2 separate regions of the Homo sapiens genome follow, and region 1 is linked to region 2. The links are chromatin loops, found by intact Hi-C in ENCODE. Cell type or tissue: mucosa of descending colon. All regions are shown on one strand. Links, peaks and the distances in the headings refer to the core of each region. The heading gives the core; the rest is flanking DNA. Region 1 holds the start of NHERF4 (NHERF family PDZ scaffold protein 4). Region 2 overlaps HINFP (histone H4 transcription factor).

Evidence for each region. Hi-C counts contacts between places; a loop is a spot of excess contacts. Peaks named below come from ENCODE experiments on the same cell type or tissue, not always from the same donor. Only the 100,000 strongest peaks of a DNase experiment are listed, where the experiment ranks them.
Region 1: a loop joins it to region 2, with 1.8 times the contacts of the local background. A loop is called at or near these places in 63 of 110 quality-filtered maps.

The regions. Positions count from the first base shown.
Region 1 is chr11:119,176,165-119,190,400 of GRCh38, forward strand. NLRX1 (NLR family member X1) reads left to right here. Exons shown (of 10, transcript NM_001282144.2): 7 at 3,529-4,124; 8 at 5,007-5,093; 9 at 5,930-6,181; 10 at 6,954-7,852. The coding sequence ends at 7,275. NHERF4 (NHERF family PDZ scaffold protein 4) reads left to right here and starts at 9,311. Exons shown (of 11, transcript NM_001168468.2): 1 at 9,311-9,346; 2 at 9,761-9,788; 3 at 9,928-10,001; 4 at 10,315-10,526; 5 at 11,106-11,295; 6 at 11,400-11,536; 7 at 11,776-11,980; 8 at 12,191-12,387; 9 at 12,476-12,703; 10 at 12,841-13,041; 11 at 13,299-14,049. The coding sequence starts at 9,331. The coding sequence ends at 13,328. It overlaps DRC12 (dynein regulatory complex subunit 12 homolog), which reads right to left. Exons shown (of 7, transcript NM_001145018.3): 7 at 14,090-14,236. The coding sequence ends at 14,136. In mucosa of descending colon, for the core only: no CTCF peak of the experiment used is centred there; a DNase peak (open chromatin) is centred at 9,277; H3K4me3 peaks cover 698 bases.
Region 2 is chr11:119,126,045-119,142,218 of GRCh38, forward strand. HINFP (histone H4 transcription factor) reads left to right here. Exons shown (of 10, transcript NM_198971.3): 2 at 891-1,081; 3 at 4,681-4,910; 4 at 5,491-5,602; 5 at 5,786-5,938; 6 at 6,452-6,529; 7 at 6,617-6,737; 8 at 6,820-6,958; 9 at 7,051-7,175; 10 at 8,040-10,015. The coding sequence starts at 901. The coding sequence ends at 8,454. Among named protein-coding and RNA genes, the nearest start is that of HINFP, 13 kb to the left of the region's middle. In mucosa of descending colon, for the core only: a CTCF peak has its summit at 8,526; no DNase peak of the experiment used is centred there.

The sequences.
Region 1 (14,236 bases), core at 4,644-12,643, 51 kb after region 2:
ATGTTTCAGCAACGCATTTTGAGGAGGCAGAGTGCTGGTTAGTGCTGGCAGAATTTCAACACTTTTTAAAAATTTAAATGTATTTTTATTTTTATTTTTTGAGACAGAGTCTTACTCTGTTGCCCAGGCCTAGAGTGCAGTGGTGCAATCATAGCTCACTGCAGCTTCGACCTTCTGGGCTCAAGCAATCCTCCCACCTCAACTTCACTGAGTAGCTGGGACCTCAGGCATGTGCCACCATCCCCAGCTAATTTTTAAAATTTTAATTTTGTAGCCGGGTGCAGTGGCTCACGCCTGTAATCCCAGCACTTTGAGAGGCGAGGCAGGTAGATCACCTGAGGTCAGGAGTTTGAGACCAACCTGGCCAACATGGTTAACCAAGTGTGGTGCCGGGTGCCTGTAATCCCAGCTACTTGGGAGGCTGAGACGGGAGAATTGCTTGAGCCTGGGAGGCAGAGGTTGCAGTGAGCCAAGATTGCGCCACTGCACTCCAGCCTGAGCAACAGAGACTCCCTCTCAAAAATAAAAAAATAATAATAACAAAATTAAATTAAATTAAAAAATAAAAAATTTTTAATTTTGTAGAGATGGGGTCTCACTAGTGATCCTCTCACTTTGGCCTCCCAAAGTGCTGGGCTACAGGTGTGAACCACTGTGCCCAGCCAACTTTTTATTTTTATAGGCACCAAAGCATAAGGGCTAAGAACAGGGATTTGGTAACTCAGCTATTTGAGTTCAAATCCAGGCTCTGCTACTTATTAGCTGTGAGACTTTGGACAGGTTACTTAGTTCTGTGCCTCAGATTCCTTATCTGTGAAATGGAGATAATACTAGAACTTATATCACTGGCCTAATATGAAGATGAAATGAACTCATCCTCAGGGTCTAGGACATGGTAAGTGCTATTTAATTGTTTTTTGTTTGTTTGTTTTTTTGAGATGGAGTCTCGCTCTGTCGCCCAGGCTGGAGTGCAGTGGCACCGTCTCTGCTCACTGCAACCTCCACCTCCCGGATTTAAGTGATTCTCCCAGCTCAGCCTCCCAAGTAGCTGGGACTACAGGCACCTGCCACCATGCCCGGCTTATTTTTGTATTTTTAGTAGAGACAGGGTTTCTCCATGTTGGCCAGACTGGTCTTGAACTCCTGACCTCAGGTGATCCACCCACCTCAGCCTCCCACAGTGCTGGGATTACAGGAGTGAGCCACCACGCCCGGCCTATGCTGTTTAATTGTTTGTCACACATAGAAACAGACTTAGTTCCAGACCAGCCTGGCCAACATGGTGAAACCCCATCTCTACTAAAAATACAAAAATTAGCCGGGTGTGGTGGCACGTGTCTGTAATCCCAGCTACTCGGGAGGCTGAGGCAGGAGAATCTCTTGAGCCCAGGAAGTGGAGGTTGCAGTGAGCTGAGATCGCGCCACTGTACTCCAGCCTGGGTGACAGAGCGAGACTCTGTCTCACAAAAAAAAAAAAAGAAAAAAGAAAGAAACAAAGAAACAGGCTCGGGCAGCCCACCCCTTCTCACACATCACCTCCGACAGGAGGTCACAGCTGCTGCTGAGGCCACCCCGCCTTGAGGATGTGCCTGCCGGACCTGAGTTGCAACGAGAGGCTGCAGTCTCCCGAGGGGATTCAGAAAGCCCCCAGTTATTGAAAACCCAGCAGAATTGTCAGCCCTGCACCCCCAAGCCCTCTTGGAGGGAGGGTTGCCCTGGCAGAGCACTGAGCCCATCTGTTTATTCACCATCCTGTGGATTCAGCTTCACAGGGTGACATATTCTGTCACAGGTTGGTGTTGGAGAAGGGGCACTATCACCTCTATGAGAGTAACCTCACATATAAACATGAAAACAAGCCAGGTGCAGTGGGGCACACTTGTAGTCACAGCTGTCAGGAGGCCAAGGCAGGAGGATCGCTTGAGCCTAAGAGTTAAAGGCTACAGTGAGCTATGATCACACCACTGCACTCCAGCCTAGGTGACACAGCAAGACTCTGTCTCTAAACAAATAAAAATTAAAACATTAAAAAGTAAAAAAAACCCAGATGTTAAAGGACGTGCCACAAAACAACGTCATGGTTTGTTGCCAGAGGAATGACCCTTCTTCCCTTTCAGAACCATTGCAGGAATGGGGGAAGATATCACAAACCCCCAACATTTATTTCTTTGTCAGATATTTGAGTGCCTGCTGTGTGCCAGGCAATGTGTTAGAATCTGAGGAAATGTCAGTTAACAAAACTACAGGTTTCAGCCCTTTCTGATCTAGTCTGAGCTCCTCTCCCAGAAGGAAACTGCTACTTCCTGCACAGTTTGAGCACAAAAATATCAATGTAACCATATAAGGAAAAATTACAGCAAATGCCTGGGAAGAAGGAGCCCCAGATGCCATGAAAGTGTATAGTGGGGGAACTGGTCTGCGGGGTCAGGAGAGCCTCTTTGTGGAAGGGCATGTCGTCTGACCCTTGTAGCATTAGCCAAAGGAAGAAGTTGGGGGAGGGGAAATGCCCCAGGAAAGGGCAGCACCCTGGAGGCTTTTTTTTTTTTTTTTTCTCTTGAGACAGGGTCTTGCTCTGTTGCCCAGGCTGGAGTTCAGTGGTGTGATCTCAGCTCACTGCATCCCTGACCTCCAGTGCTCAAGGGACTACAGGCACATGCCACCATGCCTGGCTAATTTATTTTTAATTAAGAAAATTTTTTTAATAGAGATGGCATCTTGCTACATTGCCCAGGCTGGTCTAGAACTCCTGGGCTCAAGTGATCCTCCCACCTCGGCCTCCCTAAGTGCTGGGATTACGGGCATGAGCCACTGCACCTGGCCTATGGAGGCTTTGAAGGAGGAAAAACCTTGGCACTGTTAAGATGAAAAAAGCCGAAAGGGCAGGAGCATAGCGAGTGGGGCCAAGAGGCTTGTGATGAAGGCATCGTAGTCGGCAGGGCCCAGATCACACAGGCCCTTAAAGCAGTAGGAACTGCATGTTGAAGATGGTGATGTATTTGTGATACCTAGCCCGGTCCCAAACTAAGTGTGTAATACATGCTAATTCCTTCTCACCACCTCCTGGGTTTGAAAATGTATCAGGGTGTTTGGGAAAGAGAAAGAAGTTCCTAATGTCTGCAGCACATGAGACAGGTGTTGAGAGATGACCCTGGAAAGGTCAAATTAGGGCCAAATTATGAAAAGTTTTGGGCCAGGTGCAGTGGCTTATGCCTATAATCCTAGCACTTTGGGGGGCCTAAGCTAGGGAGCCCAGAAGTTCAAGACCAGCTTAGGTGACACAGCAAGACCCCATCTCTAGTTTTAAGAAACGTTTCATATTCCAGGCTAAATGTTTGGAGTTTGCCACATAGGCAGTAGGGAGCCATGGAAGGTGTCGCAGCAGGGGAGTAGCATGATCAGACAAATTATGCTAAGTTCAAGGGGAGATCACAGGGCTGGAGCAGTCATGGGAGTGTACCTTAAGCTGAACCTTGAAGGCTGAACAGGCACATGGAAGGCCACAGTGACTCTCCCCTGCTTCTTTTTCAGGTGGTTCCACGAGTGTTTGGGCGCATGGTGGGTAAAAGCCGGGAGGCGGTGGCTCAGGCCATGGTGCTGGAGATGTTTCGAGAGGAGGACTACTACAACGATGATGTTCTGGACCAGATGGGCGCCAGTATCCTGGGCGTGGAGGGCCCCCGGCGCCACCCAGATGAGCCCCCTGAGGATGAAGTCTTCGAGCTCTTCCCCATGTTCATGGGGGGGCTTCTCTCTGCCCACAACCGAGCTGTGCTAGCTCAGCTTGGCTGCCCCATCAAGAACCTGGATGCCCTGGAGAATGCCCAGGCCATCAAGAAGAAGCTGGGCAAGCTGGGCCGGCAGGTGCTGCCCCCATCAGAGCTCCTTGACCACCTCTTCTTCCACTATGAGTTCCAGAACCAGCGCTTCTCCGCTGAGGTGCTCAGCTCCCTGCGTCAGCTCAACCTGGCAGGTGTGCGCATGACACCAGTCAAGTGCACAGTGGTGGCAGCTGTGCTGGGCAGCGGAAGGCATGCCCTGGATGAGGTGAACTTGGCCTCCTGCCAGCTAGATCCTGCTGGGCTGCGCACACTCCTGCCTGTCTTCCTGCGTGCCCGGAAGCTGGGGTGAGGACCTATCCTCATGCACAGGCATGAAGAGGGAAGAGGGTTGGAGGTGAAGAAGTGGGAAAAGAAAGTGCCAGGGAAACCAGAGGTACCGATGAGTGACCAGAAGGTGGGATGAAGAAGTCTAGTTTAGGGGCCGGGAGCAGTGGCTCACACCTGTAATCCCAGCACTTTGGGAGCCCAAGGCGGGCGTATCACCTGAGGTCAGGAGTTCGAGACCAGCCTCAACATGGAGAAACCCTGTCTCTACTAAAAATACAAAATTAGCCAGGCATGGTGGTGCATGCCTGTAATCCCAGCTACTTGGGAGGCTGAGGCAGGAGAATTGCTTGAACCTGGGAGGCGGAGGTTGCGGTGAGCTGAGATCATGCCATCGCACTCCAGCCTGGGCAACAACAGCAAAACTCCGTCTCAAAAAAAAAAAAAAAAGTCTAGTTTGGGTGGAGGTGACAGGAGCAACAGAAGGGAGGAGCCAGGCATGGTGGCTCCTGCCTGTAATCCCACTGCTTTGGGAGGCCAAGGCAGAAGCATCACTTGAGCCTAATAGTCTGAGACCATCCTGGGCAACATAGCAAGACCCTGTCTCTACAAAAAATTAAAAAATTAGTCAGGTGTGGTGGCATGTAGCTATCATCCCAGCTACTCGGGAGGCTGAGGTGGGAGGATTGCTTGAGCCCAGGAGTCTGAGGCTGCAGTGAGTTGTGATCATGCCATTGTGCTCCAACCTGGGCAACAGAGTGAGACCCTGTCTCTCAAAAAAGGGGAAGCAGGTATAGATTCCCAGAGGCAGGCTGATGAAAAAAAGGCATGGTAGATGGACAGACTGCCTGCTGAATTCCCTCCCTGGTCTCTCACCTCCCCTCTGGCCACCTTCTGCTCCAGCTTGCAACTCAACAGCCTGGGCCCTGAGGCCTGCAAGGACCTCCGAGACCTGTTGCTGCATGACCAGTGCCAAATTACCACACTGCGGTGAGTGACCTGGGAGTGGGGCATCCTGGTGGCCAGCTAAGGTCAAGGGTGAGCTCCCTGCTTCCTGACATACTTGGCACAGACCCACCCAAGGGATAGTAAATGGAGGAGAGTCTAGGCCCTGACCTGTCCCCTCCACTTCCCCCAGGTCCACTGCAAGCAGCAGGGCAGCAGGGAAACATGCCACCTGTAATGGGTGCTAAGAAACCTCTCACGTGGCTAAAATCAGCCTGGGGGAGGTGGGGAGAGAGGGTGGAATAATACCTAGGCCGGTTGCCTGGTAACAGTGCCACTGATCCCCTCCCAGGATTTTTCTTGCAGCCTCCCGAGGAGGACCCTAATGCTGGGCACTCAGTAGACACCCCTTAAGTGTTGACTGATATGTGGGGAACCTGAGCTCCTGGGTTCCCAGTTTCTGATTGGTGTAAGGGGAGGCAAATGAGGAGAGAAAAAGGAAGAGCAGGGAGAAGGATAGGGGAGTCAGAGGGGAGGGAGAAGCAGAGGCTGTGGAGGGGGTGAAAAAGGCAGAAAAAGGGAAACGGAAATGGTGAAAAGGAAGGGAATAGATAAGAAGGGAGTCAGGGGAAGAGGGAAGGAAAGGCCAGCTCCCCTACTCTGACTCCTCTGCCAGGCGCCACACCCCCTATTGCTCCAGCCTTTCTCCTGGGCCTGCATTTCTATGTCCAGGTTCCTCTTGCCCCATGCAGGGCCCTCTTTGGCCCAAGTCCTGACACCCAGCACAGGGCTGCCCCATTAAGGCTGCCAGTACCACCCCCAACCTTGCCTCCCCCTCCTCTCAATGAGCCCTCATAACCTTGGGTTGCACGTGGCTGTAGGCTGTCCAACAACCCGCTGACGGCGGCAGGTGTTGCCGTGCTAATGGAGGGGCTGGCAGGAAACACCTCAGTGACGCACCTGTCCCTGCTGCACACGGGCCTTGGGGACGAAGGCCTGGAGCTGCTGGCTGCCCAGCTGGACCGCAACCGGCAGCTGCAGGAGCTGAACGTGGCGTACAACGGTGCTGGTGACACAGCGGCCCTGGCCCTGGCCAGAGCTGCCCGGGAGCACCCTTCCCTGGAACTGCTACAGTGAGTCCTGTCCCTGGTCCCATTGCCCCCAGCCCTTCAGACTACTTCCCTCTCTCAACTGTGCTCCTCCAATCCTAGGGAGTGCTTCTGGGCCTGGGCCTGGTGCCTGTCCTTTATTCCTGGTTTCTGACTGATCCTTGTCAACCTAGCTCTGAGCCAACCCACCCCCTCTGTGACTGGCGCTTAAACTGCACCAATTCCCTACCACCATTTCTCCTAAAGCCCTACTGTCTCTGGTCCCACTGAATTCTAGTATCAGGGTCGGCTGTGGTGGCTCACGTCTGTAATCCCAGCACTTCGGGGGGCCAAGGCGGGCACATCACCTGAGGTCAGGAGTTCAAGACCAGTCTGGCCAACATGGTGAAACCCCGTTTCTACTAAAAATACAAAAATTATCTGGGTGTGGTGGTGCGCACCTGTAATCCCAGCTACTTGGGAGGCTGAGGCAGGAGAATCACCTGAACCCGGCAGGTGGAGGTTGCAGTAAGCCGAGATCATGCCACTGCACTCCAGCCTGGGTGACAGAGCAAGACTCCATCTCAAAAAAAACAAAAACAAAAACAAAAACAAAAACAAAAAAAAAAAAGAATTTTAGTATTAGTCCCTGCCTCCCACTGGCCAGCAGCCTCCACCTCTGGCTCATTGCAGTTACCTGATCGCACTCTGCAGCCAGGAGATGAGTTGTGAGGCCCCCTGACTTTCCATCCATCTACCCTCGGGCCCTCCTTCTCAGAGCTCTACTGAATGGCATCGACTTTCTCTCTCCTGCCAGCCTCTACTTCAATGAGCTGAGCTCAGAGGGCCGCCAGGTCTTGCGAGACTTGGGGGGTGCTGCTGAAGGTGGTGCCCGGGTGGTGGTGTCACTGACAGAGGGGACGGCGGTGTCAGAATACTGGTCAGTGATCCTCAGTGAAGTCCAGCGGAACCTCAATAGCTGGGATCGGGCCCGGGTTCAGCGACACCTTGAGCTCCTACTGCGGGATCTGGAAGATAGCCGGGGTGCCACCCTTAATCCTTGGCGCAAGGCCCAGCTGCTGCGAGTGGAGGGCGAGGTCAGGGCCCTCCTGGAGCAGCTGGGAAGCTCTGGAAGCTGAGACACTGGCGGCAGGCACCTAGCTATGTGACCACTGGCCCTAAACCTTTTCCCTCTGTGGCCTCCTGGCTTGCACTGCTCCCTCTAGAAAGATTCCTTCAGGTCTGGAGGCAGAGGAATGGGCATAGCTGAGCCAGTTGCCCTCCTAGGGCATGTTTGACCAGGACTGAGTCTGGAATCTCCAAGTTAAAGATGGTGAATCAATGCTTCGGGCTTGGAGATGGAACATGCCTCCTCTCCATTCAGCTAGAAGGACCAAAGCATGTGGCATTTGGATGGCCAGAGTGCCCTGAAGCACCACTACCAACCTTGCCTCCCCCTCCTCTCAAAGAGCCTCTGACTGTGTCACCAAGGGGCTCACATCTTATGTCTGCCATGCCAGGGGTGTCGCCATCCAGATGTGTTGGAAGCTTCCCCTCCTGCCTTATGCTCACCTGTGGACACCGAGGATGCCCTCACATTGGTGCTTTCTCCTCATCCTCATGCCCCCTTTGCCACAATGGTATGATGGCTTGGTAGCCCCTCGAGGCAGATGCACCTGACTTGCTGCTATTAAAAAGCCGTGTGCCTTCTACCAATTGTGGCCTCTTCTTTACTGCCTGGTGCTTCCAAGAAAGGGCACTGTTCTTGGTCTTTCTGGTTAAACTACCAACCATGATCTATTGCAAGTGGTTCTTGGGCACTAGGTTCAGAGGCAGTGGAGGCTGGAAGGGCCCATGAACAAGATATTGGCATGGGGGTTGGCCATGCTGGGCTGTATTAGTCCAGTCTCACGCTGCTAATAAAGACATACCCAAGACAGGGTAAGTAATTTATAAAGGAGGCTGGGCATGGTGACTCACGCCCGTAATCCCAGCACTTTGGGAGGCCGAGGTGAGCGGATCACCTGAGGTCAGGAGTTTGAGACCAGCCTGACCGACATGGATAGACCTCGTCTCTACTAAAAATACAAAATTAGCTGGGTGTGATGGCACATGCTTGTAATCCCAGCTACTCGAGAGGCTGAAGCAAGAGTATTGCTTGAACCCAGGAGGTGGAGGTTGCCGTGAGCCGAGATAGTGCCACTGCACTCCAGCCTGGAGAACAAGAGTGAAACTCTGTCAAAAAAAAAATTTATAAACGAAAGAGGTTTAATTGACTCACAGTTCCACATAGCTGGGGAGGCCTCACAATCGTGGCAGAAGGCAAATGAGGAGCAAAGTCACATCTTACATAGCAGCAGGCAAGAGAGTGTGTGCCGGGGAACTCCCCTTTATAAAACCATCAAATCTCATGAGACTTATTCACTATCATGAAAACAGCACGGGAAAACCTGCCCCTGTGATTTAATTACCTCCCACCGGGTACCTCCCATGACACGAGGGAGTTATGGGAGCTGCAATTCAAGATGAGATTTGGGTAGGGACACAGCCAAACCATACTATGGGCCATAGAATTATCACCCTTTTCACACTTACCCCCCAGGCTTGGAGTTAGTGACCAGCAATCTGCCTTTCTCTGCACAGAGGGGCAACTGGGTCAGATTCAGGGTCTCCAGAAAAAGTTGGGGCCCAGGGATAGATTCAGGAGGAACCCACACAGTTTTCCAGAGGATAAGACTCTCAGCGGGGCACGGTGGCTGACGCCTGTAATCCCAGCACTTTGGGAGGCCGATGAGGGCAGATCACCTGAGGTGGGGAGTTTGAGACCAGCCTGACTAATATGGAGAAACCCCATCTCTACTAAAAATACAAAATTAGCCAGGTGTGGTGGTGCATGCCTGTAATCCCAGCTACTCGGGAGGCTGAGGCAGGAGAATTGCTTGAACCTGGGAGGCAGAGGTTATGATGAGCCAAGATCATGCCATTGCACTCCAGCCTGGGCAACAAGAGCTAAACTCGGTCTCAAAAAAAAAAAAAAAAAAAAAAAAAAAAAAAGACTCTCACTCCCGTTAACCATTACCCCACTGCTTCCACAGCGTCTTCAAGGAGGCGGGACCTGGGAGGGGATGGGTGGGAGGATCAGTGGCTGTGATGAACCTTGTCCCTACCCCGGGCACTGGGTTGCTGATCCAGCTATGGAGAAAGCCGCAGGTAGGAGGCCAGGAGAAATCCTCTGCAGGGGACTTTGGGACAGGCAGGGGGCCGACTTGGAGGCTGAAGCTTTGGGACCAGGGCACACTTGATTTTGGGGCTTGGAGCCCTGAGGCAGGTAAACAAGTCAGGAGAAAAGTAATGAGTTGATATGTCTGTCTTCCTGGTCCACACCCTGTACTGATATGCTCAGATTTATGTGCCAAGGACTTGGGGGGAGAGAAAGGGAGGGGACCGCACAATAGTCCTGTGTGTATGGCAGTGAGAAGAGAAGACCCCTTTGGAGCAGAAAGGAGGGGGCATGCCCTGAGTTTGGGGGTTTCCCTGAGTCCTTTTAGTTTATGCCAATGGAAGAGGCACATCTGGGGAGAAGAATGTGACTCTCCTCCTCTCACCCACTTCTTTGCCCAGTAGATCTGCAGGACACAGCCTCGTTAACTCTGTAAGTGCCACGAGGGTTGGGGCAAGGGGAGGAAATAATTGGAGGCAGCGAAGCGCTTCACTGCCATTAGCACCTAAAGGAGATCCTGGGACCCAAGTCCAGCTGCCAGCTTGTACCTGCTTCCCCTGCCTCCTTGCAGGAAGTTTAAGTTTAACCCAAAGCTGGGCATTGATAATCCTGTCCTCTCCCTGGCCGAAGACCACGACCCCTATGGTAACTCCCTCACCCCCTGGCAACCATTCCCTATCCCTGGAGGCACCACGGCTCCACACGGCCTCCGATCTCCTTGGTAACCACTCACTCGGTCTCCCTCTGATAACAGCCTTGGTTGGGAGTAGAGATAGGAGGGGCCGGGTGTTTTCTCCTGTCCCAGTCCCTCTGCCCACGAACCCCACCACCCAACACCCAACCAGGCAGAAACTGCCCAGCACCCTATCAGGACACAGGGTCTGCCAGGCACACGGCGAACCTGTACTTGGGCTGTGCCCTCTCCTCCCCCTTTTCTGCTGCCCACCTCACCCTCCAGATCCCTGGAGCCTGGAGCGGCCTCGCTTCTGTTTACTGAGCAAAGAGGAGGGCAAGAGTTTTGGCTTCCACCTGCAGCAGGAGCTGGGCAGGGCTGGGCATGTGGTGTGCAGGGTGGACCCAGGCACCTCTGCCCAGCGCCAGGGTCTTCAGGAAGGAGACAGGATCCTGGCGGTGAACAATGATGTTGTGGAACACGAAGACTATGCGGTGGTAAGGCTGTGGTCCAGGAGAGCATGCTAGCACCTCAGAAAGAGAAGCGGGTTGCTCAGTCCCCTGGGCAGTATGGCAGCAGGGCACAAGCCTCACTCCCCCACACCCCAGGATTTAGAAGTGCCCAAGTCAGAGGGGTAGGGAAAGCATCTAGAAAGCCGATTCCCGCTGGGCGCAGTGGCTCACGCCTGTAATCCCAGCACTTTGGGAGGCCAAGGCAGGTGGATCACCCAAGGTCAGGAGTTCAAGACCAGCCTGGCCAACATGGCAAGACCCTGTCTCTACTAAAAATACAGAAATTAGCTGGGCGTGGTGGCAGGCGCCTGTAATCCCAGCTACTCGGGAGGGCTGAGGCAGGAGAATCACTTGAACATGGGAGGCGGAGGTTGCGGTGAGCTGAGATCGCACCATTGCACTCCAACCTGGGCGACAAGAGCAAAACTCCATCTCAAAAAAAAAAAAAAAAAAGAAAAAGAAAAAAAGCCGATTCCCTTGGCAAAAAAATGTGGATTCCAGGGAGGTCCTGGGGGTTGGCAAGAGGGTCTAGACCAAACCCACGCCCACGTGCCCTCTGTCCAGGTGGTACGCCGCATCCGGGCCAGCAGCCCTCGGGTGTTGCTGACAGTATTGGCACGGCATGCACATGACGTGGCCCGAGCTCAGCTGGGAGAAGATGCCCACCTCTGTCCCACCCTAGGCCCAGGGGTCCGGCCCCGGCTGTGCCACATAGTGAAAGATGAGGGTGGTTTTGGCTTCAGTGTCACCCATGGTGAGCCCAGAGGGTGCGAGGGGGCGGCAAGGATGAGGGATCTCAGCCCCTGTTCAGGGCAGGCAGGAAACAGACTGGACCTTGCTTTTTTTTTTAATTTCTAGGCAATCAGGGTCCTTTCTGGTTGGTGCTAAGTACTGGAGGAGCAGCTGAGCGGGCAGGGGTGCCCCCCGGGGCCCGGCTGCTGGAAGTGAATGGGGTCAGTGTGGAGAAGTTCACTCACAACCAACTCACCAGGAAGGTGTGACTGCCTGTCTCCCACTCTCCTCCCCCAATCCGGGCCTGGGCCCCACCTCGGGAAGACGCCTCCTTCCCCATGCGCCTAACCTCCTTATCTGGTCTCCTACCTTTATCACCATCCTCCCCCTCTACAGTTTGTGCCAGGCTCCACTTAGTGCCTGGGAGGAGGGGCTGTGGGGGGAGCATACCTCTTCTCTCCCTGCCCAGGTGTTATACTGATGCCCTGCTGGGTCCCCACAGCTTTGGCAGAGTGGACAGCAGGTGACCTTGCTGGTGGCAGGGCCAGAGGTGGAAGAACAGTGTCGCCAGCTGGGATTGCCCCTGGCTGCACCCCTGGCAGAGGGCTGGGCACTGCCCACCAAGCCCCGCTGCCTGCACCTGGAGAAAGGGCCCCAGGGTTTTGGGTTCCTGCTCCGGGAGGAAAAGGGCCTTGACGGTCGCCCTGGTGAGTGGGAGCCCTGGGGGCGGTGGGGGAAGGTGGGCCTTGGGGTGGGCACACAAGCGTATATACACCTTTCAGTGCACCGAAGAGGTGTCCCTGTCTGAGCTCTGGCCCTGGGCCGCCTCTTCCCGTTCACTCTGGGGTCAGTCCCCTGGTGTGTACACAGTGGCCTAGGATAGCTGGAGAGGAGCAGTGAGGATGTCTATGCCCCAGGACAGTTCCTGTGGGAGGTGGACCCGGGACTGCCAGCCAAGAAGGCTGGGATGCAGGCTGGGGACCGGCTGGTGGCTGTGGCTGGGGAGAGCGTGGAGGGGCTGGGCCATGAGGAGACAGTGTCCAGGATCCAGGGGCAGGGCTCCTGTGTCTCCCTCACTGTCGTCGACCCTGAGGCGGACCGCTTCTTCAGCATGGTGCGTGCTGAGGGGCAGGGGCTAGGGTTGGGGCAGGAGTGGGGCAGGGCTGAGGTCCGAAAGATTTGCTCTCCCTGCCACCTTCCAGGTTCGCCTGTCCCCACTCCTCTTCTTGGAGAACACAGAGGCTCCCGCCTCGCCCCGGGGCAGCAGCTCAGCCTCACTGGTTGAGACAGAGGACCCTTCACTTGAAGACACAAGCGTGCCTTCTGTCCCTCTTGGCTCCCGACAGTGCTTCCTGTACCCTGGGCCTGGTGGCAGCTATGGCTTCCGACTCAGTTGTGTGGCCAGTGGGCCTCGTCTCTTCATCTCCCAGGTGACTGATGCCCCATGGATCTTGAATCCCTTCGATCCTTTGCTGCCTGATCGGTCTTCCTCTGCTTCCCTCCCAGAGCCTAAAGCCAGCAAACTTTCCCCCGGTGTCCCCTGTTCTGCATGCCCCCACAACACCAGGTGACTCCAGGAGGCTCAGCTGCCCGGGCTGGGCTGCAAGTGGGAGACGTGATTCTGGAAGTGAACGGGTATCCTGTTGGGGGACAGAATGACCTGGAGAGGCTTCAGCAGCTGCCTGAGGCTGAGCCACCCCTCTGCCTGAAGCTGGCAGCCAGGTCTCTGCGGGGCTTGGAAGCCTGGATTCCCCCTGGGGCTGCAGAGGTGAGGAAGAAGAAACAGATGGGACTGTGAGTAGCTACAGAGGGCAGGGAGGAGTGAGAAAGAAGGGCAGAGTGGGCGAGGTACAAGGTGAAGCCGTGTGGGGTATGCAGGTTGGGACTTCAGGTCGTGGTAGGTGGGGACAGAAGGACTCGTGAAATAAACCCCATTTCTGGGCATTCCAGTGCAGGGCGGGGCAAGAAAAAGGAACTCTTCTGGGTCCCACCTGGAATGACCTTCTACCTCCTCTCTCTGTATAGGACTGGGCTCTGGCCTCGGATCTACTGTAGAGCACCCCTGCTTGGTACAGACATACTCAGGGGCTACCGTGTCTTCACTCTCCAGCCTGAGGTGGTGAAGGCAGGATGCTCTCTCTAAGCCAGACCAGAGGGACTCAGACACCACCGATCACAGGCTGGCCCAGGTGCTCCCTCCCTTCCTGCAGGCCCACCTGCCAGCAGAGGGTGTGGTTGGAGGCCTCAGACAGGTCCCTGAAGGAGTCTGAGGCTCCAGAGGATGTCATATGGGAGTTTTAGAGAGCTGTGTCCCAAGGATGAAGGTGTGGCTGTGGGTCTGGCTAGGATTGAAGCCATCTGGACCTTTTCTAGATATGACTCCAGGACCCTTGAGTGTAATGCAAAAATTTGGAGACCAGCTATGCCTGCCCTCTGTGGGTGCCTTAGCATTGCGGGAGGGTGGTGCTTGGTCACCGTTGCATTTGTTATAGAAATGGCCATTCGCCATAAATCTGACTGCCTGTGTTTGTGTTGGTGGGGGTAAGGGGCAGTGGTGTGAAGGGACCAAAAGGGCCTCAGGCTCAAGGGGTGGGATGCGGCTCCTGCAGGAGAGAGGTTGAGACCTGGTCAAATTTATTTCCTATCAATCACTGAATCTCAGGGATAATGGGTCAACCCAGAACTGAGATGTCTGTATGACAGCCACTCCTAAAAATAAACAACAACAAAAACAAAAAAAGAAGAAAACTAAATAAAAATAAAAATAAAAATAAGATCCACTTCTCTCTGCCAAACGGCCAGAGCCCACAGCTCTATTGAGTTCTACATCAAGACACTTTATTGCTGGGGCCTCAGAGAACACTAGAGACTAGGGGCTGGTGGCCTCAAAGATCCAGGGGGGGTGAGTCCAAACTGGCGTTGCTGCTCCTTGTGCCTGGCGTGAAGTCTCAGTGCTGCCCCAT
Region 2 (16,174 bases), core at 3,757-11,756:
AAATGAGGTTAAAAATAGCACCTACCAGCTGGGCGTGGTGGCTCACACCTATGATCCCAGCACTTTGGGAAGCCAAGGTGGGTGGATCACCTGAGGGCAGGAGTTTGAGACCAGCCTGACCAACATGGGGAAGAAACCCTGTCTCTACGAAAAATATAAAAATTAGCCAGGCGTGGTGGCGGGCGCCTGTAATCCCAGCTACTCAAGAGGCTGAGGCAGGAGAATCGCTTGAACCCGGGAGGCGGAGGTTGCAGTGAGCCAAAATCGAGCCATTGCACTCCAGCCTGGGAGATGAGCGAAACTCAATCTCAAAAAAAAAAAAAAAAAAAGCACCTACGGCAAAGGGTGGTGTTGGTAATTAAATGACATAATGCAAATAAAATGCTTACTGTGGTGCTTGACATATAGTAAGTGTGAAATTAAAAACAAAAAGATTTATTATCTTCATTTTGCAGATGAGAGTATTCAGAAGTTAAGTTCTTGACAAAGGTCATACAGCTAGTAGATGGTAGACAGTGGAGCCAGGATTTGAACCCTGATCCTTCTCAAAAGCCATCTGTTTGAACCTGAGCATTGTTCTGCCTCACAGAGGAATAATTCCTTCTTGGTGGGTTGCTCTGAAGCTTCATGAGAAAATGTCTGTTAAAGCGTTTAGCTCAGTGCCTGGCACACACTCAATAGTGTTAGTTTTTGTTTTCCCTTTCCACAAACACCAGACATCTTCCAGGGATTTAAGGAATTACTCCATCCTTACTGTAAAAGGGCAGGGTTTCTCATGGGTCACTGGAACAACACGTGCTGATTCTAGGCAGGCTGCCTGCCCAGCTTTTTGCCCTCAGCAGCACCTGGGTGGAATTCTTGCAGCTGTGGATTTCTTCCTCTTCCTCTAGGGTGAAGGCCATGCCGCCTCCTGGGAAAGTTCCCCGAAAGGAGAATCTGTGGCTACAGTGTGAGTGGGGGTCCTGCTCCTTTGTGTGCTCAACCATGGAAAAGTTCTTTGAGCATGTCACTCAGCACCTGCAGCAGCACCTGCATGGCTCTGGGGAGGAGGAGGAAGAGGAAGAGGAGGATGACCCACTTGGTAAGAGAGCAGGACACAGGAAGGGGAGGAGCTCAAGGAAAGGTGGAAAATCTGACTTTCTTTTCCTTAGAGGGAGAAGGCGGCCTAAGAGAATGGTGGTTTATTTTCCTAATTGTGTTTTTGTTGTATATAAAAACATTGTAAACTCATTTATAGAAAACTCAGTCAACAAGGATATAAGGAATAAATCTGCCATCCTGCCATCAAGAAGTAATTGCTGACAGTACTTTAGTGAACATTGTTTTTGACATCTCTCTGCCTGTGTTTACATATATTTAAATACAGATGAATGTGCTTTTTTTTAATCATTCTGTACAAGTTGTTGGCAACCTGTGTTTTGTTGTTGTGTTTTTTTTTTTTTTTTTTTTACTCTTCTAGTATTCCCAATTTTTTTTTTCTTTTACTGCAACCAGTCAGAAATACATCTTACTTTTTAGAGACAGGGCTTCATCTTGTCACCCAGGTTGGAGTCCAGTGTCATGATCATAGCTCACTGCAGCCTTCAACACTCAAGGGATCCTCCTGCCTCAACCTCCCGAGTAGTTAGGACTGCAGGCATGTACCACCACCACACGCCAATTTTTAAAAAAATTTTTTTTAGAGACAGGATCTTGCTTATGTTGCCCACTGATCTCAAACTCCTGGCCTCGAGCAATCCTCCTACCTTAGCCTCCTAAGTAGCTGGGACTATTGGCTTGTGCCACCAAGTCCAACCCCACTCCCACCTTCCAATTTTTTTTTTTTTTTTTGAGACGGAGTCTTGCTCTGTTGCCAGGTTGGAGTGCAATGGTTCGATCTCGGCTCACTGCAGCCTTTGCCTCCCAGGTTCAAGCAATTCTCCTGCCTCAGCCTCTTGTAGCTGGGACTACAGGCGCGCGCCACCACGCCCAACTAATTTTTGTACTTTTAGTAGAGATGGGGTTTCACCATGTTGGCCAGGATGGTCTCAATCTCTTGATCTCATGATCCGCCCACCTCGGCCTCCCAAAGTGCTGGGATTACAGGCGTGAGCCACCGCACCTGGCCCCATCTCTCACTTTTTAACCTTTGTCTGACTTATGTTTTAGGTATGCCTTTTATCAATAGCAAATAACTGGGATTTTAATAAAATCCAATCTGAAAACAATAACAATAGTGAACTGTATTCTATAGTACCTACTGTGTGTTAAGTATTGCTGGGTACTTTATTTTTTTTTTGAGATGGAGTCTCATTCTTGTTGCCCAGGCTGTAGTGCAGTGGTGCAATCTCGGCTCACTGCAACCTCTGCCTCCTCGGTTCAAGCGATTCTTCTGCCTCAGCCTCCCGAGTAGCTGGGATTACAGGTGCGTGCCACTACGCCCGTCTAATTTTTTTTTGTATTTTTAGTAGAGACAGGCTTTCACCATGTTAGCCAGGATGCCCCTGTTGGCCAGCCTGGTCTTGAACTCCTGACCTCAGGTGATCCGCCCGCCTCAGCCTCCCAAAGTGCTGGGATTATAGACGTGAGCCACCATGCCCGGCCAGTACTTTTTTAAACCTACATTAAAGCACTATTTCCCAAAGAGCCTATGAGATAGGCACTATTATTATTATTATTTATTATTATTATTTTTAGATGGAGTCTTGCTCTGTCGCCAGGCTGGAGTGTGGTGGTGCGATCTCAGCTCACTGCAACCTCCACCTCCCAGGTTCAAGCAATTCTACTGCCTCAGCCTCCCGAGTAGCTGGGATTACAGGCACATGCCACTATGCCCAGCTAATTTTTTTTTGTATTTTTAGTAGAGACGGGGTTTCACTGTGTTAGCCAGGATGGGATAGGCACTATTATTATACCCATTTTACAAATAAGGAAACGGAGGCACAGAGGAATAAAATAACTTGCCCAAAGTCACGGTACTAATAAGTGTGGCAGGATTTAAAAGAAAAAGGAAAAAAAAAACTTTTTTTCAGAGTAAGATGGAGTCTTACTCTGTTGCTCAGGCTAGAGTGCAATGGCATGATCTCGGCTAATTGCAACCTCCGCCTCCCGGGTTCAAGTGATTCTCCTGCTTCAGCCTCCCAAGTAGCTGAGATTACAGGTGCCCGCCACCACGCCCGGGTAATTTTTGTATTTTTAGTAGAGACAGGATTTCACCATATTGGCCAGGCTGGTCCCAAACTCCTGACCTTGTGATCTGCCTGCCTCGGCCTCCCAAAGTGTTGGGATTACAGGCGTGAGCCACTGCGCCCGACCAAAGCCACTTTTTTTTTAGAGACAGAGTCTTGCTATGTTACCAGGTTGATCTTAAACTCTTGGCCTCAAGTGATCCTCCTGCCTCAGCATGCTGAGCAGCTGGGACTATAAGCATAAGCCACTGCATCTGGCAGGAATACATTTTTCTTTTCTTTTTTTTTTTTTTTGTGGGAGTGCAGTGGCTCGATCTCCGCTCACTGCAAGGTCCGCCTCCCGGGTTCATGCCACTCTCCTGCCTCAGCCTCCCAAATAGCTGGGACTACAGGCGCCCACCACCAAGCCCAGCTAATTTTTTTTTGTATTTTTTAGTAGAGACGGGGTTTGACTGTGTTAGCCAGGATGGTCTCGATCTCCTGACCTCGTGATCTGTCTGCCTCGGCCTCCCAAAGTGCTGGGATTACAGGCGTGAGCCACCGCACCCGGCCCAAAATGTGGTTGATAGTTCACTGAACTGATTTCCTAACCCACTAGTGGGTCACAACACAGTCTGAAAAACTCTATTCTACAGGAAATATGGAGGCAGCTCTCCTTCTCCCACCCCAAATTCTGTTTTAAGTCTGATGACTATGAACCATAATTGATAGTTTCAAAATTCAAGTCATATTTATACAAAGGCAAAATTGGGGAATGATTATATTTTCTAAAGTATCTGTGTTTCAAAACAAGTTAACTTATATAAAGCGCTGAAAATACAGTGCTTAGGGATGCTAGAGAGATAGGAAATGGATTGGAAGAGTTGATGGGGCCTTCTTGGAGAAGGCAGATCTTGAGCAAAACATGAGGGGAAGGAGGAGTGGTGGTTTTACAAGGAGAAGTGGGAGGTGTCAGATCGAGAGGCAGCATCTTCATCAGGAACTGCAGAAACTCAAGTCAGAGGACTTGCGTGCCGGCCATTTCTGCTGTCTGTTTCTGGCATAGGCCTTGCACACACTCTCACCTCTGCCTAGACCACACTTCTTCACCTATTTACAGATACTCATCCATCGTACTTCAGAGTTCAACATGGGGACGTTTCTCAGAACACCATGTCAAATGACCTCTGTTTAATGCTTTTATAGCACCATGTATATCCCCGCTTTGTAACACTCATCACTGGTTGCAGTTTTATATTTATAGATCTGATTATTTGATGAATATGCTTTCTCCCTGACTGAAAGCTATGTGAGGGCAAGGAGTGGGACACTTTTTACTTGTTATAGTCCCTCTAACTGGCACACAATTTATGGTCATTAAATACTGGTATTTGCTAAATGAACCCTGGTAATTTGGTTAGAGTCCAGCCTCCTCACGAGTCCAGCCTCCTCACTCTCTGTTTAGTGCTGCAGGTGGAAGGTGACCTGAGCCTTGGAAAGTGTCAGACTCTTCCTTTTAAACCCCTTTCTACAGAGGAAGAATTCTCCTGCTTGTGGCAGGAATGTGGCTTTTGTTCTCTGGACAGTTCTGCTGACCTCATCCGCCATGTCTACTTCCACTGCTACCACACCAAGCTGAAACAGTGGGGGCTGCAGGCCTTGCAAAGCCAGGCTGACCTTGGCCCCTGCATCCTGGACTTCCAGAGCCGGAACGTCATCCCTGATATCCCTGACCACTTCCTGTGTCTGTGGGAGCACTGTGAGGTCAGCAGGCAGTGCCAGTAATTGGGGTGGAAGGAAGCTGGGGGTCTTAACTCTGATGCCTTGTCCCTTTCAGGGATGCCTTATATTTCCAAGATTCCTGCTAGTATCTCTCTTCCATTTCTTTTGCTCTTTTAAAATTTGTTTATTTTTTACACACAGGCTCTTGATCTGAAGCCCAGGCTAGAGTGCAGTGGTACAATCATAGCTCACTGTAACCTTGAACTCCTGGGCTCAAGCAATCCTCCCACCTCAGCCTCCCAAGTAGCTAGGACTACAGGCATGTACCACCATGCCCTGCTAACTTCTAAATTTTTTGTAGAGACAAGGTCTGGGTGTGTTGCCCAGGCCGGTCTCGAACTCTTGGCCTCAAGTGATTCTCCTGCCTCAGCCTCTCAAAGTGCTGGGATTACAGGGTTTAGCAACCGCACCCGGCCACTCCTCCATTTCTGTGCAGTGCCTTTCCTCAAAATTTCCCATCCCCATCAAGTTAATTTGGGAGAGAGCCAAGAATTCTTCGGGCACATAGGGGTGAGTCCCTCTACCCACCCTCAGTCCTCACCCCAAGTTGCCCCTGGCACAGAATTCCTTCGACAATCCTGAGTGGTTTTATCGGCATGTGGAAGCACACAGTCTGTGCTGTGAATACGAAGCAGTCGGCAAGGACAACCCGGTGGTGCTGTGTGGCTGGAAAGGTAGGGCTGCTTCTTAACTTGTGGCTTCTGGAGGAAACGCTGGGGTTCCTGAAGAGCTGGGACAGAAAGGGATAGGGGTCCTACAGGGGCAAGGTTGACTGCCGGCTGGAGAGACTCAGGGGTACCAGATCCTAGGCAAAACTGGGGTTTTGTGGCAGGAGACTGATAGGGCTTCCTTCCCAGGCTGTACCTGCACCTTCAAGGACCGCAGTAAACTTCGAGAGCACCTCCGCAGCCATACCCAGGAGAAAGTGGTAGCCTGCCCCACCTGTGGGGGCATGTTTGCCAACAATACCAAGTTCTTAGATCACATCCGTCGCCAGACCTCATTGGATCGTAAGTAGTCAGAGGAAGTGGGGTGGATGCAGGCTGTCCTGCTTGGAATGGGTTAGGGGCATGTTTCTAGTGGGGGTGGCCACTGAAGAGACCTGCCTTTTGGCTGCCTCTTCTTTTTGGGCTCAGGCACCTCCCATAGTCTCTTTGCTGATTCAGATTCGTAGGCATTGTTATTCAGTACTTACTGTACCTCGTATCAGTTACTTAGGGAATCCTCACAACAGCCCCATGAGGTAGGCTTCTTATCCCCCTTTTTGCAGATGAGGAAACTGAGGCTCAGAGAGGTTAAATCACTTACCTGAGATCACACAGCTAGTAAGTGGTGAAGCTGGAATTCTAACTCAGGTTCTCTAAGTCCCATGCTCTTTCCATGATACTGTGTCCATTCATAGCTCCCTAAGCTCTCCTTTTCTCCTTGGGTGGTTCCCTTCTGCCTGGGATGGTTCCCCTCTCCTTTCTGTGCCTCTCCACTATCACCTACAGCCCTCCTTTCTTCTGCCTGCCCCACCCCAGAGCAGCACTTCCAGTGTTCTCACTGTTCCAAGAGATTTGCCACAGAGCGGCTATTGCGGGACCACATGCGCAACCATGGTGAGTGGCCTGCGGCCCACAGCCTCCCTCCTGCCCTCCAAGGTTCCACAAGTTCTCACATCACAGCCTCCTCTCTGCTTCTCTCAGTGAATCACTATAAGTGCCCTCTGTGTGACATGACCTGCCCGCTGCCTTCCTCCCTCCGCAACCACATGCGCTTTCGTCACAGTGAGGACCGGCCCTTTAAATGTGACTGTTGTGACTACAGGTAAGGGGGACCAGGGACCAGAAAACAGCTCATGTTCCAGTGTTCCCCATGTCCTCCAATCCCTCCTGATTTCTCATGGCAGCTGCAAGAATCTTATTGACCTCCAGAAGCACCTGGATACCCACAGCGAGGAGCCAGCCTACAGGTGTGATTTTGAGAACTGCACCTTCAGTGCCCGATCCCTCTGCTCTATCAAGTCCCATTACCGCAAAGTACATGAAGTGAGTGGGGCTGGTGTTGGGAAGGACTAGTGGAAGTATGGGGGACCCTGGGGTGAAGAGCTGGTCTCATTTCTCCCTTCCTTCCCCATCAGGGAGACTCTGAGCCAAGGTACAAATGTCATGTGTGTGACAAATGCTTCACACGGGGCAACAACCTCACCGTGCACCTTCGCAAGAAGCACCAGTTCAAGTGGCCCTCAGGGCATCCCCGTTTTCGGTATGTCTCTCAACCCTCCTTCCCAGATTAACACACTTGTTTTTATACCTTTTCAACCAGTTTTAAAAACCTTAATTTGGGTCGGGCGCGGTGGCTCACGCCTGTAATCCCAGCACTTTGGGAGGCCAAGGTGGGCGGATCATGAGGTCAGGAGTTCGAGACCAGCCTGGCCAACATGGTGAAACCCCGTCTCTACTAAAAATACAAAAAGTAGCTGAGCATGGTGGCACATGCCTGTAGTCCCAGCTACTTGGGAGGCTGAGGTGGGAGAATCACTTGAACCCAGAAGGCGGAGGTTGTAGTGAGCTGAGATCATGCCACTGCACTCCAACCTGGGTGACAGAGCGAGACTCCATCTCAAAAATAAATAAATAAATAAATAAAACCTTAATTTGATGGTGGTTTTATGTCTGCCATTTCCATTTAGATTCAAAGAATCCTAAGAATAATGGTGGAGCAAAGCTTATTTTTCTGTTTTTTGAATCTTGTAAGGCATGGTGCCAAACCCAATAAATGGTGCCAAAAAGTCCTGCAGCTGGAACTAGAGCTAGAGTCTAAGGGTTCTGATCCTTAGCTCCAAGGCCTTCTCATAAATCCTTTGACACTTTCACCCTCCAACACAGTCAGTCAGTCTCTGTTTTTCTGGTTGGGTTTCTATATAAAACTTTCCATTTTGAGTAATGATCTTTCCCTCTTGCCTTTTCTTCTACATATTCCAATAAAGACCTTTTTTGTCTTCAACTCCTGTCACTTGGATTCCAGGACTTCTTCCATCCCTCATGTTTGTTCCTTACTTTGCCAGCCTCGGCCATTTCTGTATCCCCCTGCCTGGGTTTGCTGCCCTTTATGCTCCTACCTCACCAGGTACAAGGAACATGAAGATGGCTATATGCGGCTGCAGCTGGTTCGCTACGAGAGTGTAGAGCTGACACAGCAACTGCTGCGGCAACCACAAGAGGGATCGGGCCTGGGAACGTCGCTGAACGAGAGCAGCCTGCAGGGCATTATTCTAGAAACAGTGCCAGGGGAGCCAGGACGTAAGGAAGAGGAAGAGGAGGGCAAGGGTAGCGAAGGGACAGCCCTCTCAGCCTCTCAGGACAACCCCAGTTCTGTCATCCACGTGGTGAATCAGACCAATGCCCAAGGCCAGCAAGAGATCGTCTACTATGTGCTGTCTGAAGCCCCAGGGGAGCCTCCCCCAGCCCCTGAGCCACCTTCAGGGGGCATCATGGAAAAGCTTCAAGGAATAGCTGAGGAGCCAGAGATCCAGATGGTTTGAAGGCCGCAGAGCCAGACCATTTCTTCCCCAGGTCCTGAAGTTTGAGCCAGGCAAGTGGCAGTGCCCCTAGTGGGCAGCCGTTGCCAATGGATGCCTTTAGGAGTGGTGCCGAGAGCAGTGTGGTCCACTCTGGCCTGGGTTTGCATCATTCTGCAGACTCTAAAGACTTCCCTTTTCTGCCAGACTACATTTTGTGGGGAGCCTGAGGACTCTGGATTCTTTGAGGGGATCCTGGATGTGTGTGTTCTTGTTAAAGAGGCTGTTATCAGGCTTAACCATAACCCTCAAGATCTGCTTGACAGTGATTAAATCCTTAGCTCACATCCATTCCCATCTTTCGGGCTCCTTAGGCCCAAGGATGGCATGTGACTGGTCCCTGCAAGGGTCCTTTCTTTGTCACCAGCCAAGGCATTGATAACCAAGTAGCCATTTTCCTCTTAAGGTTTCCTCTACAACCCCAAGGACTTTCATGATTATCCTCAGGGACAGGATTGGAGGCATTGAGCGTGTTTATTAACAAATTGTTTTTGGTAATAAAATAAATGCTTGGACTCTTATTTATTTCTTCTTACATTTGGTGGCAGTTTACTAGGTAATGAGGAGATACAGCCACCCAGAAGAGGAGCTGAATAGTTAGGCTTGTTCCCCTTCTGGTGACTCAGGTGGTTTGTTTTTTGTTTGCTTAACTGTCCTGTTGTCTTCTCCTCCTCCCCTTGGTGAAACTTCGCTATTCTCAGAGCGTATGCCATTTCCATGGAGGTCCCAGGTGTTTGGCTGTGAGTGGGCAGTAGTGGTGCTATAGAATGAACAAGAATGGGCTCACTGGGAGGATAGGGCAGCTGACCATGGCCTCACTCTGAATACTGATTAGAACCCAGTGCCTCTAGGGTAGGGGTTCTTTACCTGGGAGTGGGAAGGAAGCTGGGGGGTGGAGAGGATTGGGAAGCCTCCCAGGGAAGGGAGGCAATCAAGTGGTCCAGGAACCAAACTAGAAAATTGTGTGTCTGAATGTGCATTTTCCTGGGGAAAGGATCTGTTTTTTGCTAGATTATCAAAGAGATTGAAACCTCCCAAAATAAGAATCATCATTTCGTCTGGTTCAGCTGCTTCTCAGCACCCTGTGTCCATTTTTATGGTCTACTGCTATGCTGGAGAGGTCAAGGAAATAGTCTTGGGGACAGGAAGCTGCCCAAAAAGGATCTCTGGGCCTTTTTTTGTAAGACCTAATTCTATTACTAGAAAAACTAAGGCTGAATGCAGTGGTTCACGCCTGTAATCCCAACACTTTGGGAGGCTGAGGCGGGCGGATCACAAGGTCAAGAGATGGAGACCATCCTGGCCAACATGGTGAAACCCCGTCTCTACTAAAAATATAAAAATCAGCTGGGCATGGTGGCACACATCTGTAGTCCCAGCTACTCGGGAGGCTGAGGCAGGAGAATTGCTTGAACCCGGGAGGCTGAGGTTGCAGTGAGCCGAGATCATGCCACTGCACTCCAGCCTGGCGACACAGTGAGACTCCGTCTCAAATAAATAAATAAATAAAGAAAGAAAAGAAAAACTGTGTGTGTCTATTTGTGGAAAGAAAAAGATCTCTTCATTAATCCCATCAGCCATTTATTGAGTTCCTACTATAGTCCAGGCACAGGTGCTAAGGATACAAAGATGAATAAAACCCAGGACCTTCCCTGGAGGGACTTGCAATGCAGAAGCAAGGAAAGACTAGGTAAGCTGAGTGATAGAAGTTAATCAGGGTACATTTAGAAGGCTCCAAATAGGAGTAATGGTACTACCTGGGCAAGGGATCAGGAAAGGTTTCATCCAGGAAGAGACCTTCCACCTAACCAAGACTAGATGAAGACTTTAAAGGTTCTAAACTCTGAAAAGATTGTGGTGTCCCATTTTTCATATGTAATCAGAATGAAAATATTAAGCCATGAAACATTTAAAGTTCAACATGATTATACTTAAAACATATATTGTATATAGATTAACTATCAAATTCTGTTTCTAATTTTTTCTTTTATTTTTCAGTTCCCCAGTTTTGCTGGTGTCTAAGCACTGGCGTGGGGTGTCCCTTGAGTAATGCAGCACTAATGACTCTATCCATTCTTCCATGAGCAGTGTCTTCGGGAGCAGGCCAGCATTCTATGAAAAGGACCTTCCCTACTAGTCTTCTCAGTCATGCCCACACCAAATCGCATTGCTCTATCTGGACCATGGAGACAGCAGAAGAGATTCTGGTCTGTTACCATGTGATTCCATTCCCTAGGAGGAGGGGTGACTTGGGATCCTGGACTCAGTATGCATGGCTTAGAAAGTACTGGACCAGGAGTGAGGGGTCACTGTTGAGTAGTCTAGGCAGCCAGAGGCCTCTGGAAGGATACTAAAGGCTGTGGTGGGTGACAGTGGGCTCCTGGAGGGAGGAGGGTGATGATACTAATTTGGTTACCTTAGAATTTCACCTAGAGTCAACCCTGGTCCCAGCATCATGGTGTCTGAAGATTAAGGAGACACCCTGTCTTAGTCTTCCTTAAAGGGGGTAGGGATAGGAGAGAAGGCAGGTGGCCCAGGAGTTGGAAGCAGATAACTTCTTTTCTCTTATTTGTGGCAAGTCCACAACCACAGAGGACTTAGAAGAACTGGGTGGATATAAAAAAGTGTCAACTATGGCCGGGTATGGTGGCTCACGCCTGTAATCCTAGCACTTTGGGAGGCCGAGGTGGGCGGATCACTTGAGGTCAGGAGTTCCAGACCAGTCTGGCCAACATGGGGAAACCCTGTCTCTACTAAAAATACAAAAATTAGTTGGGCATGGTGGCACATGCTTGTAGTCTCAGCTACTCAGGAGGCTGAGGCAGGAGAATTGCTTGAATCTGGGAGGCAGAGGTTGGAGTGAGCTGAGATCACGTCACTGTACTCCAGCCTGGGCGACAGACCAAGACTGTCTCAAAAAAAAAAAAAAAAAAAGTGTCAACTAAAAAGGAAAATTGAAAAAGAGGCCAGGTGCAGTGGCTCATGCCTATAATCCCAGCACTTTGGGAGGCCGAGGTGGGTGGATGGCTTGAGCCCAGGAATTCGCGACTAGCCTGAGCAACATGACAAAACCCCAATTCTACAAAAAATACAAAAATTTAGCCCAGGCGTGGTGGTGCATGCCTGTAGTCCCAGCTACTTGGGAGGCTGAGGTGAGAGAATTGCCTGAGCCTGGGGAAGTTGAGGCTGCAGTGAGCTGTGATTGTGCCACTGCACTCCAGCCTGGATGACAGAACAGTGTCTCAAAAAAAAAAAAAAAAAAAAAAGAAAAATGATTTCTCCAAGATGAGAAGGGAGAGGAATGATGAATGGTCATGGGGAATAAATAATTACTGTCAGATTATGACCTAGTGAATTTGGACACTCAATGCATGTTAAATGAATAAATGAAGTTTGCTCAAGATCAGGAATCAAATGAGGAACATATCCATTTCATGTACAGTAGCAGAGAGACTTAAGGCTGAGAGGGAAGGGTGGAGGAGATGGTGAAAGCTTCTTCATACCATGCTAAATAGCTTGGATTTCTTGGCTGGGGAGGGAATGTGGAGGACAAGAAAGTAGATGAAACTTGGAAAGGAATGGGGATGTCCCCACCCTCGTGGAACTTAAGGCTAATTTCCTGAGGGGAAGAGACTAGAGGCCAAGGGGAAGAAGCCAGTGAGAGAAGATTTCAAAAATACAAGAGAAGCCTGGTGCGGTGGCTCATGCCTGTAATCCCAGCACTTTGGGAGGCAGAGGCAGAGGCAGAGGCAGGGGCAGAGGTGAGAGGATTGCTTGAGCCCGCGAGTTCGAGACCAGCCAGGGCAGCATGGCAGAACCCAAACTACAAAAAACTACAAAAAGCAGGGCATGGTGGCACGTGCCTATAATCCCAGCTACTCGGGAAGCTGAGATGGGAGGATGGCTTGAACCTGGGAGGTCCAGGCTACAGTGAATTGTGATCGTGCCACTGCATTTTAGCCTGGGCAACAGAGCCAGACTCTGTCTAAAAAAACAAACAGCAACAACAACAACAACAACAACAAAAAAGAAAAATACAGGAGCGAGGATATTTGATAGGGTAAAGCCCCTAGATTTGGGGTGGGAAGAATATAGAGAACAAGTAGATAAATAAAACTTGGAAAGGAATGAAGTAGAGAGAAGAAGGTAGGAATGGGAGTGGATATGGATTTTGTTCATAGGCATAAGGGGGATTTCATGCTTGGTGGTCTCTATTTCATTGATAAAGTAGGAATTAAAGTTATTGAAGATAATCTGTTGGATTAAGGATTTATACAAATTGACACATTTTAGAAATGCCATTAACAGATATAAGAATGAGATAGAAGACCTGACGACCCAGCTGAAATTGAAGACCAAGATCAGGCAGGGGCAACTTCAATACAACCATAGAATTTTTTTTTTTTTTCAGCAGACAGGAGCACCCCTGGAACACAAACAGAAAACAGACCACTGGGTGTATCACAGCAATGGTGTGGTGGCCAGGACATGGGTTGCACAGGGCCAAGGAGCAAGGCAATTAGAGCAGCTAGAGATGGATCATGAAGTCCAGACTGGACGGTGAGGGCCTAGGAAGCTGGAGGTAGTACAGCAGTTACAGTCACACCACTGGAGGTTCCAGTGAGGCTTCTGAAGATTAGTGGGCAGAAAGGAAAGTTTGTGGTCAAGAAGGGAACTTTTGTTTAATTGATACATAATAAGTATACATATTTATGGGTAATATGTGATATTTTGATACATGCATACAATGTGTAATCAAGGTAATTAGGATATCCATCACCTCAAACATTTATCATTTCTTCGTGTTGGGAACATTTCAAATCCTTTTCTAGCTGTTTTGAAATATACAATAAGTGGCCAGGCAGAGTGGCTCACTCCTGTAATCCCAGCACCTTGGGAGATCGAGGTGGGCGATCACGAGGTCAGGGGCTCGAGACTAGCCTGGCCAACATGGTGAAATCCCATCTCTACTAAAGGTACAAAAAATTAGCTGGGCATGGTGGCGCTCGCCTGTAATCCCAGCTACTCAGGAGGCTGAGGCAGGAGAATCGCTTGAACCCAGGAGGCGGAGGTTGCAGTGAGCTGAGATTGCACCATTGCACTACAGCCTGGATGACAGGGCGAGACTCCATTTCAAAAAAAAAAAAGGAAAAAGAAAAAGAAATATACAATAAGCTGCTGTTAACTAGAATCACCCTACTGTGCTGTAGAATGCTAGAACTTATTCCTTCCATCTAACTATATTTTTGTAGTCATTAACCAATCTCTTCATCCCCCACCCTTCACTTCACTACCCTTCCTAGCCTGTGGTAACCATCATTCTACTCTCCACCTTCATGAGATCAACTTTTTTAGCTCCCACATATGAGTAAGAACATGAGATATTTGTCTTTCTGTGCCTGGCTTATTTCACTTAACACAATGTCCTCCAGTTCCATCTATGTTGCTGCAAATGACAGACTTTCATTCTTTTTATTTATTTATTTTTATTTTTTTGACAGAGTCTCGCTCTGTAGCCCAGGCTGGAGTGCAGTGGTGTGATCTTGGCTCACTGCAACTCCATCTCCCAGGTTCAAGCAATTCTCCTGCCTCAGCCTCCCAAGTAGCTGGGATTACAGGCACCTGCTACCATGCCCAGCTAATTTTTTGTATTTTTAATAGAGACGGGGTTTTGCCATGTTGGCCAGGCTGGTCTCGAACTCCTGACCTCAGGTGATCCGCCCGCCTCGGCCTCCCAAAGTGCTGGGATTACAGGCATGAGCCACTGCGCCCTATTTTTATTTTTATTTTTGAGACAAGAGTCTGGCTCTGTTGCCCAGGACAGGGTGCAGTGGCGCAGTGGCACGATCTCGGCTCACTGCAACCTCCACCTCCCGGGTTCAAGCAATTCTCCTGCCTCAGCCTCCCAGGGAGCTGGGATTATAAGTGCGCACCACCACGCCCAGCTAATTTTTGTATTTTTAGTAGAGATGGGGTTTCACCATGTTGGCCAGGCTGGTCTCGAACTCCTGACCTCAGGTGATCCACCCGCCTCGGCCTCCCACAGTGCTGGGGTTACAGGCGTGAGCTGCCGTGCCTGGACAAATTTCATTCTTTTTTATAGCTGAATAATATTCCACTGTGTGTATGTACTATATTTTCTTTATCCATTCATCCACTGATGGACACTGAAGTTGATTCCATTTCTTGGCTATTGTGAATAGTACTGCAATGAACATGGGAGTGCAGATATCTCCCCGATATACTGATTTCCTTTCTTTTGGATATATACCCAGCAGTGGGATTGCCGGATCATATGGTAGGTCTATTTTTAGTTTTTTGAGAAACTTTCATACTGATTTTTTTTTTTTGAGACGGATTCTCACTCTGTCGCCCAGGCCGGGGTGCAGTGGCACAATCTTGGCTCGCTGCAAGCTCTATCTCCTGGGCTCAAGCAATTCTCTTGCCTCAGCCTCCCAAGTAGCTTGGATTACAGGCACGTGCCACCATGCCCGGCTAATTTTTTGTATTTTTAGTAGAGACGGAGTTTCACCATGTTGGCCAGGCTGGTCTTGAACTCCTCACCTCAAGTGATCTGCCTGCCTCGGCATCCCAAAGTGCTGGGACCACAAGCGTGAGCCACCGTGCCCGTCCCATACTGTTTTTTACAGTGGTTGTACTAATTTACATTTCTACCAACAGTGTACTAGCGTTCCCAGAAAGGGGACATTTTTAAATGGAGCTATTCAGAGTCTAGAGTACGTCCACAGGGAAGTAGGCTGCTAAAGGGAGACAGGTCACTGGAGTAGAATAGACCAAGAGAAATAAGGCATTTTGAATGCCTACTAGGAGTGACCTTTCTGACCCACCCATCAGTGACGTGGATCTTTATGATACTGTGAAACATATCAGGTGGCCCTCCATATCCGTGGGTTTCACATCCATGGATTCAACCAACTTCGGATTGAAAATATTCAGGAAAAAAAATGGCAGGTGCATCTGTATTGAACGTGTACAGACTTTTTTTTCTTGTCATTATTCCCTAAAAATATACAGAATAGTATAACAACTATTCACATAGCATTTACATAGTATTACGTATTATAACTAATCTAGAGACGATTTAAAGTATATGGGAAGGGCCGGGTGCAGTGGCTCATGCCTGTAATCCTAGCACTTTGGGAGGCTGAAGTGGGCAGATCACTTGAGGAGTTCAAGACCAGCCTGGCCATTATGGCAAAACCCCGTCTCTACTAAAGATTCAAAACTTAGCTGGGCATGGCGGCACGTGCCTGTGATCCCAGCTACTCAGGAGGCTGAGGCAGGAGGATTGCTTGAGCCCAGGAGGTAGAGATCACAGTGAGCTGAGATCGCAGTGAGCCGAGATCACACCATTGCATTCCAGCCTGGGTGACACAATAAGACTGTCTCAAAATATATATATATATATTATATATAAGTATATATGATATATAAGTATATATTTAAGTATATATAAATATGTAAGTATATACTTATGTATGTATAAGTATATATAATATATAAGTATATATAAAATATATAAGTATATGTTTTTATATAAGTATATATAATATATAAATATTATACGTAATATTTATGTATGTGTGCAGGGAATTCAAAGCCAGCTTTCAAAGATCAGATCAAAACTACTATAAAGTCTGCTTTAATACATGAAATTAAAAAA